2 separate regions of the Homo sapiens genome follow, and region 2 is linked to region 1. A link is an interaction called in ENCODE POLR2A ChIA-PET data of the cell type or tissue named here. Cell type or tissue: HepG2. All regions are shown on one strand. Each heading gives the region's core, and the rest is flanking DNA. Links, peaks and the distances in the headings are about the cores only.

The links. Peaks named below come from ENCODE experiments on the same cell type or tissue, not always from the same donor. Only the 100,000 strongest peaks of a DNase experiment are listed, where the experiment ranks them.
Region 2: POLR2A ChIA-PET joins it to region 1 with 5 read pairs; 2 of 35 experiments call an interaction of 5 or more read pairs at or near these places.

Annotation. Positions count from the first base shown.
Region 1 is chr14:57,379,291-57,387,221 of GRCh38, forward strand. No RefSeq gene overlaps it. Among named protein-coding and RNA genes, the nearest start is that of NAA30, 7.3 kb to the right of the region's middle. RefSeq lists an enhancer at 3,684-4,518. In HepG2, for the core only: no CTCF peak of the experiment used is centred there; DNase peaks (open chromatin) are centred at 3,231 and 4,061.
Region 2 is chr14:58,399,228-58,403,227 of GRCh38, forward strand. It overlaps TOMM20L (translocase of outer mitochondrial membrane 20 like), which reads left to right. Exons shown (of 5, transcript NM_207377.3): 3 at 3,453-3,534. Among named protein-coding and RNA genes, the nearest start is that of TOMM20L, 5.3 kb to the left of the region's middle. In HepG2, for the core only: no CTCF peak of the experiment used is centred there; no DNase peak of the experiment used is centred there.

The DNA.
Region 1 (7,931 bases), core at 2,429-6,428:
TGAAATTTTTTCCTTGTGTATTAAATTAGCATTTTTCTTTTAAATATTGCCTAACTAAAACAAGTATTCTCATATGTTGTTAGTGGAAATGTAAATTTGGTACACTCTCTTTGTAAATTAAATCAGCAGTATATATTAAGAACCTTAAAAAATAATTAGGGGCCGGGCATGGTAGCTCACGCCTGTAATCCCGCCACTTTGGGAGACCAAGGCATGTGGATCACATGAAGCCAGCAGTTCGAGACCAGCCTGGCCAACATGGCGAAACCTCGTCTCTACTAAAAATACAAAAATTAGCCGGGTGTGGTAGCACGTGCCTGTAATCCCAGCTACTCAGGAGGCAGAGTCAGGAGAATCGCTTGAACCCTGGACGCAGAGGCTGCAGTGAGCCAAGATCACACCACTGTACTCCAGCCTGGATAAGAGACAAGACCCTGTCTCAAAAAAAAAAAAACCAGGTTTGCTTCTAGGAATTTTTATTATTATTATTATTATTATTATTATTATTATTATTGAGACAAAGTCTCGCTCTGTTGCCAGGCTAGAATGCAGTGGTGTGATCTCCACTCATTGCAACCTCCACCTCCCAGGTTCAAGCAATTCTCCTGCCTCAACCTCCCAAGCAGCTGGGACTACAGGTGCACGCCACCATGCCCAGTGAATTTTTTAATTTTTAGTAGAGACGTGGTTTCACCATGTTGGCCAGGATGGTCTTGATCTCTTGATCTCATGATCCGCCCGCCTCAGCCTCCCAAAGTGCTGGGATTACAAGGCATGAGCCACCACACCCGGCACTTCTAGGAGTTATCTTAAGAGCATAATCCTAAGCATTCAAATAATTTTATGCCTAAACTGCTCATCATAGCATTATTTATAGTGCAAACATTAAATAAACATTATAGTGCTGCTTTCCCTTCTGACACTTTATTATTTGGAGGAAGAACAAAATAGAGCTAGGCGATGAATTCCTTCACCATAACCTAAGCATGGTCCTGTGTTAGATTAGATTGGAATGCAATCATACAGTGAAATCTTTTGCAATGAATAGAATTTTAAGGTAATATTTAAAATAACACAAACTTTTAAAGTGCTATGATGTTAAGTTTAGAAAAATCAGGATATAAATGTGTAGGTATATGTGTATGTGTGTGTGTGTATCGTAGTAATCTAAAAGTAATCCTCCTGAAACTACACACAAAGACTAAAATGTAATGTTTCAAAATATTACTAGTGGTTGTCCTTTGGTTGTGGTATTATGTTGGGTTTTTCTTCATTTTTCACTTGTCTACATTTTCCATGTTTTTATGTTGAACATGTATTACTATTATAATAGATGAAATTCCCATGTTCTTATATTGGCAGAATTGAGGTACTGCTCCTCTTTATACAGATCAGGAATTCTGTGGGCTGTACAAGCTCAGAAAACTTCTCTAAAGAAAACCAAAGCTTCAGGCTGGGCCTAGCCAGGGCTCACGCCTATAATCCCAGCACTTTGGGAGTCCGAGTCAGGAGGATGAGGAGTTCAAGACCAGCCTGGGCAATGTAGTGAGACCCTGTTTCTACAAAAAATTACAAAATTAGCTCAGCATGGTGGTGCACACCTGTGGTCCTAGCTACTTGAAAGGCTAAGGTGGAAGGATCACTTGAGCCTTGGAGATTGAGGCTGCAGTGAGTCATGATTGTGCCACTGCACTCTAGTCAGCGTGACTGGGTGACACAGTGAGACCATTTCGAAATAAAGAAAGAAAGAAAGAGAGAGAGAGAGAAAGAAAGAAAGGAAGGAAGGAAGGAAGGAAGGAAGGAAGGAAGGAAGGAAGGAAGGAAGGAAGGAAGGAGAAAGAAGAAAGAAAGAGAAAGAGGAAGAAGGAAAGAAAGGAAGGAAGGAGAAAAGGGAAAGGAAAGGGAAGGCAAGGAAGCTTCAGCAATTAGCTCAGATACAGCATCCAATTGAATGGCTGTAGATAAGTGGGGTGCCCCTACCCCGCTAAAAGAATGGGGAAGGTCCTTTCCTTCCTGATACTTTCCCTCTTAATACTTTTTTTTTGGACAAAGAGCAAAATAGAGTTAGGTGATGGATTCCTTCACCAAACAAGTAAAAGAGCAAACAAAGCAACCATTTATTAAGTACTTAATGCATGCTAGGTTGGTTGAAAAGGGTCAGAAGCTAAATGTGATGCGAGGCTGAACAAAAAGAAGGATGATTACAGAACTTAAGCCATCTTGTAGGACCTCAGCTTACAGCTGAAGAATTGGTTTTACTTACTGCCTGCAATTTTGCAACAATCCTTCTTTCCCTTATCTCTCATCCCCACTGCCAACAGCAATCCCTTTTCCAGACTGCAGCAAGAATGATCTTTTCAAAGAGCAAATCTTCAACAGATTCCAAGGGTACCTTGGGATAAAATTTAACCCCCTTGGGGTGGCTGACAAGGCCCTTTGTGATCTGGTTTCAGCTCTCTCATCTTACAGGCATTCTGATCTTCCCAGGCTTCATTTCTGATATTCCAGCTTGGAATGACCTCCCCTGTCTTGTTTGTCTAGCTAACTTCTGCTTACCCTACATGTCTCAGATTAAATATTGCCTTCATTGGGAAACCTTAGCTGCCCTTGCCATGTGCATCCATTGTAGTCACTACTTTCTCTATCATAGCCCTTTCTGAATGTTACTTAAATCTCTGGTTTAATTGTCCTTCTCCTCATTGTGACTAGGATCTGTGATGGCAAGTGCCAAGTCTGTCCTGTTCCTCATGGTACCTATACTGCCTAGCAGGCGAGCAGCTATTGTTCATTGAATGAATGAATAAGTGGGTGATTAAGTGAGTTAATCTGACCATATTTAACTTCTCAAAAACTTTCTTTCTTTGAAGAGGTACTCTAATTGATGCAAGTGCATACCAAACTAAAGATGATATACATTGTGGGATGGTGGTAGTCTTGGGGATACTGTGAGTACTTCATTCAGCACTGAAGTCCTAAATCCTGTTCCTTGTTCATGGATACATAGTAGTCCCCCTCTATCCACGGTTTCACTTTCCATGGTTTCAGTCAATCACAATGTGAAAATATTAAATGCAAAATTCCAGAAATAAGCAGTTCATAAATTTTAGGATGCACACTGTTCTGAGTCACATGATGATATCTTACACCATCCCACTCTGTCCCACTCAGGATGTGAATCATCCCTTTGTCCAGCATATCCGTGCTGTTTGTGCTACATGTCTGTTAGTCACTCAGTAGCCAGCTAGGTTGTCAGATTGCAAAAAGAGTATATATAGCACACTATCCATGGTTTCAGGCATCCCCTGGGGACTTTGGAACACACCCCCTGCAGATAAGGGGGGGCTACTAATTGCATATGTGTGTATAGACTTTAAGGATTTCTGAAATTAGTTTTTCAAGTCCCTGTGGGAAAAAATAAACATCGTGATACATTGATGGATTGTTTTTAATCCTGAAAAAAAAGGCCTCTTCATCTAACAATAGGGGATATTCATTAAATGTTCATAAAAAATCTTTACAGACACCAGAAAACATTTGTATAATATTAAGGTTTTTAAAAGTACACAAATTACATGTGCAGAAAAAGCTGATCTCTCCTATATAAAAAGAAATGTACATCTATTTACATAATAAAAAGATTGGAAGTACATAAAAGTGTGTATTGTAATTATTTCTGAGGGTCATCTTGTGTAAAATACTTTTCTTTTTTACACTTTTCAGTGTTTCTCTGTATGAGCATGTAATACTTTTGTTAAAATACCAAGAGTTATATAAAAAAAAAATAATAAGATGAATTCCTTGATATGTAGGCAGCAGTTTCAAAAAATGTTTTAAGACTAAAGAATAGCCTAGAGGCAGTTAACCAATTGCAGTTACTTGAAGTGAATGAGGGGAGAGGCTAACTTGGGCTGGACCATAGAATTAACTCTTGAAATAGGCCATAAGCAGTAGTTCAGACAGCTGGTCAGGGAATGTCCCTCACCTTTACCACCTATCTCAATAGATCTAGGAAGTGGCTTTTTCTTTGCTTAACAATAGGTCCAGTGATAAGCAGAACTGCCCTCCTTCAAAGCTCCCTGAAGTGCAAAAAGACTAAGGAAGATCAAAGGAACCATTAGGCACTCCCTGAATTTCAAAGGTTTCTCCTATGGGAACTCTGAGAAGCAGCTGTGTGTTTGTACATTACATAGAAACTTCCATTACTGTGCATAAATATAACATGACAAATATCTTGGTCACTTTATCCTTTCCACTTCCTTACTATGGTTGCATTTTTGGGTTGACAGTTTTGTAAACACATTAAAATGAGGAACACATCAAAATATATTAGGAATGGAGATCTACATTCCTAATAGTAAGCACTATCCTATTCTTAGCATATCATGTTTGTCCTTTCTGAGCCTAGTTTTTAAAAGTCTTTGTTTCTATATTTTCTCACTCAGAGACAAAATAATGAAATAAACATTTTGTTTCACATAACTTGTGTTTTAATGCAATATTCAGGCATTACAAAATCATTTTCCTTTCCTGGACTGGCTTCACAGAATCAGTCCCCATAATGATGGAAAATGTCCCTTCACCAAAACATGTGATGCACGATGTAGTGAGCTAAAGCCAAAATAATTCAGTCAACCGTGTGTATGTAGACTGTTGTATTGTTATTGAACGCATTGCCTCAAAGTGTTCATTTTAATAATAAAAAATGCATCTGGGGCCGGGCGCGGTGGCTCATGCCTGTAATCCCAGCACTTTGGGAGGCCAAGGCAGGTGTATTGCTTGAGCTCAGGAGTTCGAGACCAGCCTGGCCAACATGGTGAAACTTCGTCTCTATCAAAAATGTAAAAAATTAGCCAGGTGTGGTGGCGCATGCCTGTGGTCCCAGCTACGGAGCAGGCTGAGGTGGGAGAATCACCTGAGCCTGGGAGGTGGAGGTTGCAGTGAGCTGAGATTGTGCCACTGCACTCCAGCCTGGGTGACAGAGCAAAACCCCTGTCTCAAATAATAATAATGATAATAATAATAATAAGAAGAAGAAGAAGAAGAAGAAGAAGAAGAAGAAGCATCTGTGATTATTTTAAGTAAAATAATCTTAAGACCCAAGTATATCATATATAAGATGAGAAGTTCTATATAAGTAAACTTAGTTAAAGGTATATACACCAAGAGTGAGATCTACATTCTGAAAAGGTATAGAACAAGATCAATCTTTCATTCTTGTATTCAAAATAATGTATTATGTATATACCAATAAAAAGAGGAATAAGACATAATTCCTACCCTTAAAAGACTTCTAGAAGAAGCAACAGAAAAACAACGATCACAGAAGTCTGCAGCACTCACAGAGTAGGTAGAAGCCAGTTTTGCGAGAGGTGGGGAGGTGTGTGTGGTGTGTGTGTGTGTGACAGAGAGAGAAAGAGAAGAGAGGGAAGGGGGGTGCATTATGAGGGGTGATGATTCCAGGGACCATCAGCACAGACACAGAGGCCAGAAATCATCTTGTACATTTTGGCAAGTGCAAGTTACTTGGTTCAAAGGTCATTCATTTATATACACAATAATTATTAATTGAATATTTTGGGTTGAAGCTGTGAATGGCAAGAAGTAACTGCTGCTTCAAGGTAAGATCACCAAAAGGGCTTTGTTTATGTAGTGAACATAAGTGGTTGCCTTAACAGCATCCACTCCACATTCTTCTTCCTAACACAAACCCAATTTTGTTTAGTATACATCCCTTTTCCACACACCCATACACCTCCAAGGAAGCTCACCTCACTCTTAATCTCCTTCCAGTGATTGACTCAGAAATAGCATGTGATATATTCTAACCAAGAACATAGCCAGAGAAGTTGGTTAGAGGTTTCTGGAAAAGTAAATCTGCGAGTTACTGAAAGCCTCTCCCTTCCTCTTACTGGGCATGAATAAAGAAGCACTTAGCCCCAAACACTTTTGGCAGCCATATTATAACAATGAAGGAAATCAGCATTAGGATGGAGCTGATTCTGTGAATGGAAGGAGAGAGACAGAAACTTGGGTTCACAATGATATCATGAAACAACTAATCCCGAACCTCGCTCTGCCTCTGACTGTCTCATTTCCTTATTTTTTTTTAAAGCCAGATTGAGCTTGTGGCCAAAGCACCCTAACCAAAGTTTAGATTTGATTATTAGGCTATGGGAGTCTCTGAAGAGATTTAAGCCAGGGAGTGACAAAATAGGTTTGTATTTTGTAAGGGTGGCAGTGGTAGAAATGTTGAGGATGGATGGGTGGGATGGGAGATCAGCTAACATTTACGGGGGCTTCCTATATTCTCTGTATTAAACACTTTACATATAATAATTCATTTTACCCTTCCAAAACCCTACAAGGCATGTAATATTATCCATATCCGATATGAGGAATCTGAAGCCCAGACACATTAAGTTGTCAACACCACACAGCCAGTAATTGGCAGAGCCAGGATCTGAACTCCAATTTTACTTAGATACTCCTTCATCCCCCAGCCACATACATCAGGAGAAGCTCACCTCATACTCAATCTCAGACAGGCCTGATTGACATAAGAGTAAATCCAGCCCCTTTCCAGTGTCTGGCTCAGGAATAGGCCAGTGATCCAATTCTGGTCTGGCTTCTGACCACCAATTCATAGGGTTATCATAAGAACTAAATGAGCTATTATTTATAACATGCTTAATACATGGGAAGACCACAATAAATGGTAGCTATTGTTATTATTAAAAGCTTCTATTATCAAGAACAACTGAGAAAGAATGTCCAAAGGAGGGCAAGAGAGAGTGGAGAAGCCAAGGGAAGAGTTTCTGGAAGGACACAGCAGGATGAAATGCCACGATGGAATAAAGTGATGTGAGAACTGGAAGAGTCTAGTTAGGACATAACAGGTGATTTTTTGCCAGAGTGTTGTTTGAAGAAGGGCTGAGATTGAAGCCAACCCACCAATGAAGAGTGAACCTGCACCTGAGTAGAGACAGTGGATACCTATTGCAGATTAGGAGTTTGTGGTGAAAAGGAGGCAGGAAAAGGATGGTAGTGGGAGAAATCTCTAAATGGGGCATGTTTATAAACTTTGAGGCAGTAGCTAGCAAAGGTAACATGGAAAATTCAGGAGAGAGAAACAATGATGGGACAGGTTCTAAAGGAGCCTGAAAGAGAAAGCATCAAGCCCACAGGTAGAGGGAGGTATTAGTCATGAAGAATTGATCCATCTTCCACCCTCTTAAGACTGGGAGGGAGGAGGTAAGGGTAAGTTCAGATACAGATGAACTTATAGGTATGGCAGTAGAAGGCACACCTATGAAATAGTTCACTTTTCTTAGTGAAATGGAGGCAGGGTTATCTGCTGAGAGTGTGAAGCAAGTAGTGGTTGAGGACAGTTGCTGTTGGATGAAGCTGGCCTTGGAGACAGGTTAAAACAATTCTAGACAGCTGAAGGCATAGCTAAATTAGAGACCAAAAATTTTTTGGCTCTAATATGTAGGAATATATGATTCTCTCCAACATGTCTCACCAGCCCAGGTGTATCTGTGAGAATCACCCTGACCATGTCTTCAGGCAGGTCATGAAGAGTTAGTGTGAGGTTGAAAATAATGGAAATGGGGACCATTTGACCACAACCCTCTCTGGTTCTTCATAGTCCTCTGAGGCCTCAGTTCTACAAACAAAATTGATGCCTACCTACAATTGGTACTGCCATCCACTACTGGCAAGGGGAAAGAAGTTTAAAGAACAGACTGTCATTCCCCAAATTCGAAGGGAAGAATCAAATTGTTAGTCTTTTACCTGGGCATCTCAGAGTGTTCTAAGATTACAGGTAATACAACAATATACTAATATTCATCCTTTGGTTAAGTTCTTCAGCTCTCAAATTTGATGTATGTTCTTTCTTTCATTCAAGATGAAACAAAGTTAAGGACATT
Region 2 (4,000 bases), core at 1-4,000, 1.0 Mb after region 1:
AGTCTCTTCTCACTTTTTCTAGGGTCTTTCTTCCTCTTCTTCCCAGGACTTTCCCAAAGTATGGTCCATTGCTGCATTACATTTACCTGGAGCATCTGTTAAAATATGGATTATTTGACCCTGATCCCAGCAATTCTGATCCAGTAGCCTGGGGAATTCTTACTGGCACAGTGACTGTCAGACTTTAGGATCCATAAGAATCACCTGAAGAGTTTGTTTAAAAATGCAAATTCCTGGGCCCTACTCCCAGAGATTGATTCAGTAGGTCTGGGTGGAGTCCAAGAAACTGCAGTTTTAACAGCTCCTTCAGGTGATGCTTTGTGAAACATGGGCCTTGGGTTCTGTATTCTTCCCCCTCTCCCTAGAAGATCTTTCCCTTCTCCAAAAGTGATTTCAAATGTACTACTCTAGACCTGGTGTCCCAAGTTTCATCTGCCTACCAGACTCTGTCATCTGGACATTCTGTTGGCACCTCACCTTAGTGTGTCCCGAAGTAAATTCATCATCTCCCCCACCTTGCCACTGTGCCTACTCCTGTTTCCTTATGATGCTCCTGGTATCACTAGCCTCCCTGCTGTGACCCTGACTCATCTTGTTTAAATATCAACTTCATCCATCATAAACAATGACCAATTCTTATTTTCAAATGCTCTATTGCATATATATATATATATATATATATATATATATATATATATATATTCCACTTGTCTATTTCTATTACTTCCCTGCAACTAAAGGCTTTTATTACCTTTTACCCAGGTTATTGTAATAGTTTCCTAACTTGCCACCCTGCCTCTATTCTTATGCTGTTAGAGTAAATTTCTTCTAAATGGCAGCTCTGAATATGTAATTCCTTGCAGTAGCTCCCTACTCTGCAGATTAAAGACCAGCTTTGCTGGGTACAGTGGCTCACACTTGTAATCCCAGCACTTTGAGAGGCTGAGGTGGTTGGATCACCTGAGGTCAGGAGTTCAAGACCAGTCTGGCCAACATGGTGAAACCCCATCTCTACTAAAAATGCAAAATTAGCCAGGCATGGTGGCGCACGCCTATAGTCCCAGGTCCCTGGGAGGCTGAGGCAAGAGAATCGCTTGAACCTGGGAGACAGAGGTTGCAGTGAGCTGAAAGTTGCAGTGAGCCAAGATCACACCACTGCACTCCAGCCTGGGCAACAGAGTGAGACTCTGTCTCCAAAAAAAAAAAAAGAAAAAAAAAAAAACAGTCTCAGCTTGGCGCTATGCCTTTGATGGCTGCCTATTCCGATTGACTGCCTTATTTTCCTAGGGATTGGAAATAATATATGTAAAGTTCCTAGTTTATAGCTGGCCTTCAATAATGGTAATATTGTTGCTACATTTACCCTATTATGGCCGGCGCGGTGGCTCAGGCCTGTAATCCCAGCACTTTGGGAGGCCGAGGTGGGTGGATCACGAGGTCAGGAGTTTGAGAGCAGCCTGACCAACATGGTGAAACCCCGTCTCTACTAAAAATACAAAAATTGGCTGGGCATAGTGGCGTGCACCTGTAATCCCAGCTACTCAGGAGGCTGAGGCAGGAGAATCACTTGAACCCGAGAGGCAGAGGTTGCAGTGAGTCAAGACTGCACCACTGCACTCCAGCTTGGGCAACAGAGCAAGACTCTGTCTCAAAAAACAAACAAACAAACATTTACCCTATCATAATCTAGCTAATTAAGTTCACTTGCTATGTTCCCTGCAATTTTGCGTTGCTTATACTTTCCTCATCAAACTTTCACTGAACCACATCTCAAACACTATCTTTTCTGAGAAGCCTTTGACAATTCTCCAACTAGATGTAATGTCTCTGTACTTTGAGCCCCAGAGGACATTGGACTTCGTCTTGTACCTACATGATCACTTTCCCTTTATTAGACTGTGGCTCCTTGGGGATGGGCACAGGGGTCTTGGTCTCCAATTCCTTCCAGCTTTTCCTTGAGTGTCCTGCCCTTGCCAGTGCTCACTAAACATCTATTGAGTAAAACCTCTGATGTTACTGATTATTAGTATATTTGATAATACAAGCTTAAAAGGTGACCCCTGGCTGGGCATGGTGGCTCACGCCTGTAATCCTAGCACTTTGGGAGGCCGAGGTGGGCGGATCACAAAGTCAGGAGATCGAGACCATCCTAGCTAACAAGGTGAAACCCCATCTCTACTAAAAATACAAGAATTAGCTGGGCGTGGTGATGGGCACCTATAGCCCCAGCTACTCGGGAGACTGAAGCAGGAGAATGGCGTGAACCTGGGAGGCGGAGCTTGCAGTGAGCTGAGATTGCACCACTGCACTCCAGCCTGGGCGACAGAGCAAGACTCTGTCTCAAAAAAAAAAAAAAAGGTGACCCCTTTCCAGGCTCATTGCATTTTAAAAAGAAAATTAGTGGGGGAAAACAAAAACAAAAACCTTACAGATTTGAAACACTGGAGCTGAAGTAACTGGCAGTGGAGTTGATATTTTGGGCTAGGCTTTGCACAGTGTACCTTGAAAGACCAACCCTAGGTGTAGTACCAATGATGATGCCATCTTGTGGCCATGGTCGCCTTCATGAACCAACCGCAGTAAACCAAAGCATCCTTCTGAACACTCACTCCCCTGCCAACCCCCAACCAGGTCCTTTGTCCCTTTCCTTTTGAGGGTGTGAGTACAGAAGGCTTAGCATAGTTTTTTGTTTCCCCGATTAGAGAGTTACTGCTACATGAACAGGTCTCACAACTAAAAGACCAAAATGACCTTGTAAGCCAGAGAAATCATGCAACCAAATCAACAGGCACTGTTAATATCCTGGGCAAGAAAATAATTTTGCAACATACAAAACTACCTTTGTTATATTAACTACAGTAGGATTTATGCTATATGTGGCTGGGTAAAATTTGGTATGAGAGTTATTTATTATAAGCATCTCAACCTAACAAATATTTCATGTTTTTTTAAAACACTTAAAATAATCCCATTTTAGAAAATTGGTTTAAATATTATAAAGAACAACTACATTTGTCATACTTTGGATTTAGAGACTAGGTTCAAGATGTCCTTTTTTTTTTCCTTTCTTTCTTTTTTGTGATGGAGTTTCACTCTTGTTGTCCAGGCTAGAGTGCAATGGTGTGATCTTGGCCCATTGCAACCTCTGCCTCCCAGGTTCAAGCAATTCTCCTGCCTCGGCCTCCTGAGTAGCTGGGATTACAGGCATGCACCACCACACCTGGCTAATTTTGTATTTTTAGTAGAGATGGGGTTTCTCCATGTTGGTCAGGCTGGTCTCGAACTCCCGACCTCAGGTGATCTGCCTGCCTCGGCCTCCCAAAGTGTTGGGATTACAGGTGTGAGCCACCGCATCTGGCCCAAGATGTCCTTTTTAAATAAAAAATAATTTGATCAGTAGCCATATACCTTACCTTCATTACTCATTGTTGAATATTTTATGAATATTTTAGTTGTGGGATCCAACGAAGAATAAAAAGTTGCAAGAACTTTTCTTGCAAGAGGTACGGATGGGAGAACTTTGGTTATCTAGAGGTAAGAATGTAAATGTTCTTTTGTGAGTTATGACAGCTTATACTTGAGAAATATTTATTGATTAGTATTTGTATGTCAAATAACTAGCTGGATGTGTTAGCCAACTCCCCTCATTAAAGAAAAACTATCCCAGCATGTTCACTTCATCATACTGTACTCTTGAATTATGTTAGCATTTAGTGCTCAAGTCGTAGACTTGGAAGTGGGCAAACGGAGTAGCAAAGCCAAATACAAAAATACCTCATTTATTGTTATATAAAATTCTAAGTCAGTGAGTTTTCCAAGTGACTAAATGTTAAGAATAAAAACTTTTTGCCAGGTGTGGTGGCTCATACCTGTAATCCCAACACTTTGGGAGGCCAAGGCAAGAGGATTGCTTGAGGCCAACAGTTTGAGAACAGCCTGGGCAACAAAGCAAGACCCTGTCTCTACAAAAAACTTTAAAAATTAGTTGGGTACCATGGCA